2 separate regions of the Homo sapiens genome follow, and region 2 is linked to region 1. The links are chromatin loops, found by intact Hi-C in ENCODE. Cell type or tissue: HepG2. All regions are shown on one strand. Links, peaks and the distances in the headings refer to the core of each region. The heading gives the core; the rest is flanking DNA.

The links. Hi-C counts contacts between places; a loop is a spot of excess contacts. Peaks named below come from ENCODE experiments on the same cell type or tissue, not always from the same donor. Only the 100,000 strongest peaks of a DNase experiment are listed, where the experiment ranks them.
Region 2: it touches region 1 in a loop (22-fold over the local background); 5 of 110 quality-filtered maps call a loop at or near these places.

The regions. Positions count from the first base shown.
Region 1 is chr9:549,044-551,958 of GRCh38, reverse strand. The region is part of intron 1 of KANK1 (KN motif and ankyrin repeat domains 1); the gene reads right to left. Among named protein-coding and RNA genes, the nearest start is that of KANK1, 46 kb to the right of the region's middle. In HepG2, for the core only: no CTCF peak of the experiment used is centred there; no DNase peak of the experiment used is centred there.
Region 2 is chr9:762,840-765,754 of GRCh38, reverse strand. No RefSeq gene overlaps it. Among named protein-coding and RNA genes, the nearest start is that of DMRT1, 77 kb to the left of the region's middle. In HepG2, for the core only: a CTCF peak has its summit at 1,518; a DNase peak (open chromatin) is centred at 1,484.

The DNA of each region.
Region 1 (2,915 bases), core at 163-2,662:
TCAGCCTCCTGAGTAGCTGGGACCACAGGTGCACATCAACACACCCAGCTAATTTTTGATTTTTTTTTTTTTTTGTAGAAACAAGGTCTTACTATGTTGCCCAGGGTGGTCTCCAACTCCTGGGCTCAAGCAATCCTCCTGCCTTGGCCTCTCAAAGTGCTGGGATTACAGGTGTGAGACACTGCACCTGGCCCCTTATTTTGTAACTCTTATCACCATTATAACAACACCGATGGTATCTTTTTAATGTCGTCAGTCTGCCCTACTAAACTGCAAGCTGTGTGGAGGCAAGAACCATGTCTGTTCACTGCTGTATTTCTAGCACCAAGTGGAGCGTCTGGAGCACAGGTGAGAGTAACCATTATAAACGGTCCTCACCATTGTCCCAGCCATCCAGAATAACCAGCTAACTTCACAGAGTTAAGAGGTAAACACTTTCAGATCAGTTGGGTTCACAGATGTGCAATATTGTCAGATGAAAAGTAAATTCAACATCTTCCTGGTTTCCAAAGGCAGAATCAAGAAAAACCTGAAAAACAACTGCGGACCCTCTGAATTTAAACTGACAGCTAACTTCAGATTCAAAATTTGGGAATCACGCCTATAAAACCAAGCAAACTAGTAGATTGACTCTGGTATGAAACACCATCATGGGTAACAGCCCTGCCTCCCATCTACTCAATCTGGACAAAAAGAGGGAAACAGGCAAATGTGTGTGTCTTCTGCTTGCCCTTATTCTTCATCTTTCCACTTTTATTGTAACTGCGAAAAGCCCCAGGCAACAGAGGGGGAGAGCTGCCTGAGCTTCTTATGACAATCTGGTTATACTGAGCCACACATGTTGTATTAACCATGAATTGACACCCCAACCCACATCATGTTCCTCATTCATTCCCATCCATTTTCCATCTTGGCTTTCCTCCCTGACCCATCTCTTTTTCTGCTTTCCTTTACTTTCTACCACTCAACTTCTCTCAAGATGTGAGGCACAAAGATACAGCAGAAAGAGGGCTGGATTTAAAGACTCCTGGAGCCTTTTCCTGGAGAAACTGCTAAAACATATCACAGGAAATTATTCTGGAGTCTGGGAAAAAGAAGACTTTAATAAAGTATAGACAGTTCGGAGAAAGAATGGAAAAAGAAATAGGATGAAATGAAATTGTTAGGAAGAAAAGATGCCTGGGCCTTACGCTCATAATTAACCTTGTAACTCCCACACCGCCAAACATCTACAGTGAAGAGCTTGTGTATCTTCTTAGGCTGCTGGCCACTACCTTGCACGTGAGAGAATTTAATCCAACAAAGAAGAACAAATCACTTTCTGACAATGGTGTAATGTTTTTGTTTTATTAGAGACAGGGTCTCCCTCTGTTGCTGAGGCTGGAGTGCAGTGGCGCGATAACTCATTGCGGCCTCAAACTCCTGACCTCAACCAATCCTCCCACCTCAGCTTCCCAAATTGCTGGGATTATAGCTGTGAGCCACGCCACCTGGCGTGGTGTTTTGATAAGATACCTTATCTGTTCTTGCTGTTTAGCTCAAAGAAATATACTGTTCGAGATCTGCAATCAGGCTTCATGTACGGATGCAGGGAAAAAGGAGTGGCTAGGCACTGTATTATTAAATAAGAAGGAGGTTTTTTTGGTAATAAACACCCTATAACGGCTTTCATAAAACCCAGTTAAGATTGGAGCTTTAGAATTACCAATATCCAAAACAATACTTAAAATTACAGTATCCCTGGGGGGAGGGGAGGCGGTTGGGGTGGGGGAACCTACCACAGACTGTCTGCTTATTTATCCCACCTGCAATGTGATTGCTTGCAAACAGGTAACTCGTGATTCTGAATAATTATCCTGCATCCAACCCAGTGGTGTTGCGACTGCTGACATTCCTCACGAGAAAGCAAGTCCTTGCTTTGAAAGGTGTCAGTTATGTGGAAAGGACCAAAACCCACCTCAGTGTCCCCAGTGTTAATTCTCCTTTGTATATTACCCTAGGGAACTTTCTGACCACTGCCCCCTCAACCCAGGACTTTGTGCGTGCCACCCCCCAACCTCCATTAAGGTTCATTTTACCCTCTGGAAGCTAGAGGGAAATGAAAGCAGTCCCAGGAAGAACCGGGCTTATTTCCTCCACACAGACAATAACCGCCACCTGCGTGAGGATTTACGCACCAAACCGTCCCCTCACCCCGCTTCATAGTTCCTATGTCATACAGTCACAGCCACTCATACCTCAGAGGACGAGGAGGAGAAAGGACAAAGGGGCCAGGTGGCTTGGGCAGAGGGAGGAAAAGGTGGCTTCTCTTTCACACTCCCACAATACAGCTATTGCCGGTGGAAGCCAGGCTGCTCCCCATCTCGGGCTGTGTTGAGACAGCTGTTGGAGCCAGAATAGGAAAAGGAAGGAAAAAACTGTCCTCCCTAAGGACTGCTAGTTTTTTATTTTGAAGGAAGGAAAACTGCTTAACATGAACGGGACCCCGTCTTGAAGCACTGTGGAGCTTTCATCTATCAGTTTAGTTCTATCCTGCCATGAACCAATCCTTGGCAATTCTCACTAGCAAGCTGGAGAGCCTGAACATGAACGAAGTCAGCCATAGGAGGAGGCCATTGTTGACTCTTTCCCAAAGGGCACAGTCAGTGACAGGGGTCTTCGGCAGGCACCTGGCACACAGTCACATCCACTACAGGAAGTCAGCGGGGAGACCTTACAGGAAGGTTCTGGGAGGGGGTCTTCTCTACTCTCTCAGGCGGACTGCGAGGACTGTCAAAGGAAGAGTGAGGAAGAAATAAAATCAGAGAAGGTGAAAAGCTGAAAATTCACACAGGTTTCTTTGTCCTGTTTTTCTGTGGAAGAAGTAGAAAAAAAAAAAGAAAAGAAACTTTAGAATTATTGGTGGAATTATAATG
Region 2 (2,915 bases), core at 273-2,772, 210 kb before region 1:
ACAGCTGGGCAGGAAAGAAAGTAAAGTGCTTTGGGAAGACAATAGATCCTGGGTGAGATGGAAACGGGATTGGGTTTCCCCTTTTCTTTTGGATGGGAATTCGGAACACCTGGGATCTTGTTCAGGTTTGGCTAATACTGTGGAGAGACCATTTAAGGACCTTGTAGTTTAGTTTCCTTACCCATAAAATGACAGGTCAGGATGTTGGCAGCGAATCTGTATGGGTCTGCAGCAACTTCAGTGCTTGCCACCTCAGAAGAAAGAATTTGAGGGGCATAAGGCAGAGGGAGAGACTGAGGCAAGGTTTAGAGCATGTCGACGAAAAGAGTCAAACTCTGTAAAGTATTTGAAGACATTTATTCTGAGCCAAATATGAGTGACACAGCCCCCAGGAGGTCCTGAAAACATGTGCCCAAAGTGGACAGGGTGCAGCTTGGTTTTATACATTTCAGGGAGGCAAGAGACATCAATCAAATACATTTGAGCACTACATTGGTTTAGTCCAGAAAGGTGGGGGCAAGTCAAAGGGTTGAGAGGGTGGGGCGCGGGTTTCCAGGCTATAGGTGAGTTTAAGTATTTTGACAATTGGTTGAGTTTGTCTGAAGACCTGGGATTCATAGAAAAGGAATGTTCAGGTTAAGATAAAGATTGTGGAGACCTAAGTTGTTTTGAAGTCTCATAGTGCTGCCCTTAGAGACAACAGATGACAAATGTTTCTTATTTAGATCTTAGTTAATCTCTTTAGGATTGGGAGGGTCTGGAAGAAAAGGATCTAGCTGTGTTAATAGATTCTTTACAGATGCAAATTTTCCCCTATACAGAACAGCTTTGCAGGGCCATTACAAAATATGACGAACATGTTTTGGGGTAAAATATTTTGATTTTCTCCCTTGTCTCATGTTATGCCAGAGTCAGTTTGGAAAGTAAGTCACAATATATAGGGCTAATTAAAACCCATCTGATGAGAATTTGTGATTTGTAGGGCGTGATGCCCCAGACCCCTTAGATAGGAGTTTGGGCAAGATAAAAAAACATAATTTAGTCCTCGTGGGGTTTCACCCTGTTGCCCAGGCTGGTCTTGAACTCCTGACCTCAAGTGATCTGCTTGCATCAGCCTCCCAAAGTGCTGAGATTATAGGCCTGAGCCACTGCACCCAGCCTGATCTATGCTTTGCAGGCACTTTATCTGTGATATTTCATTTAATGTTTATAACATCATACCCATTTGGCTTTCTAGAAGCTCAGTGGTTACAAGTCTAGAGACAGGCATTTTTACCATCCATATTCTATAGATGTAGAAACTAGGGCTTAAAAAGGTAAAGTCCCTTGCTCAAAGTCTCGGCTGGTAAACGGGAAGCTAGGAGTCTAAGTTAGGTCTGTCTGGTTCCAGAGCTGCTGCTTTCTGGAACCCTGCAACATGGTGGCGCTTGTTCTCCATTGCAGAGCATTGGGGTTGGTCGTAAGGTGATGGTGATGGCGGTGGCCGTATGGTGGAAGGAACTTCATCCTTCGCAGACCAAGGGATATCGAGGAGAGTGCAATATGCAGATTCAGACACTAGGTGACAGAGTGCCACAGGGCAGACAACTCGCTACGCCTGGGTCTGCGGGGTGTGGTTCTCTCCTGCGTCCTGTATTCTTTTAAATTAAGAAAAGGCTACGCGCTCCTGTAAACCCTGTGGTCTTTTACACTAGGGCCAGGATATGTGCAACTAGATATATGCCCAAACTGTACGTGTTTCTTCCTTTATTGCGAGACATGAAGGAATTAAAGAACGAAAGAGGAAAGGAAAAGAGCAGTGGACTCAATACTGTAAAAGGCAAAGATTCCCTTTAAATTGCTTTTTAGAAAGTTTTTTTCAAAAAGATTTTTAAAGTTTTTTAAAAAGGATTTTAATAAATTATAATGTTTTATTTGGAAACATTTAATATTAAATTTCATTTAATTTCCACTTAGTTTTTAAAATTACTTTTATTTTACTCTGTCGCCCAGGCTGGAGTGCAGTGGTGCCCTCTCCACTTACTGCAACCTCTGCCTCCTCAGCTCACGCGATTCTCCTGCCTCAGATTCCGGAACAGCTGGGATTACAGGCGCCCACCACCATGCCCAGCTCATTTTTTTTGTATTTTCAGTAGAGAGGGAGTTTCGCCATGTTGGCCAGGCTGGTCTCGAACTCCTGATCTCGAGTGATCCGCCTGCCTTGGCCTCCCAAAGTGCTATGATTACGGGCGTGAGCCACTGTGTCCGACCTCCACCTAGTTTTTGAAAGAAGTAGTTCTCTTTCCATTTTTATTTTTTATTTTTTATTTATTTATTTTTGAGACGGGGTATCGCTCTGTCGCCCAAGCTGGAGTGCGCTGGTGCAATCTCGGCTCCCTGCAAGCTCCGCTTCCTGGGTTCACGCCATTCTCCTTCCTCAGCCTCCCGAGTAGCTGGGACTACAAGCGTGAGCCACCACGCCCGGCTAATTTTTTGTATTTTTAGTAGAGATGGGGTTTCACCGTGTTAGCCGGGATGGTCTCGATCTCCTGACCTCGTGATCCACCCGCCTCGGCCTTCCAAAGTGCTGGGATTACAGGCGTGAGCCACTGCGGCCGGCCCCAAAATAGGCTCATCTTTTGATGTTGCCCACAAGTGAATAAAGTTAAGGCAAAAGGTAGGTGTAGTGTAGTTGGCCCTGGAAGCCCGTCTTTTGGCCTTCACCTTACTTTAGGACGAAGTAGGGTCTGTCCAGTGGCCTACAAGAGGAAGTAATTCTGCTTTTTCCAAAGTTGCCTGGAGCATATTTTCAAAAATGAAGACTCTCACTTTAACTATATGAAGTCTGGTGCACACTATTTTGCATGCTGTGATTACTGGTTATTTAAGCTTCATCAATGAAAAGAAACAGCAGAGCAAGAGTCAAGCTTTAGTCT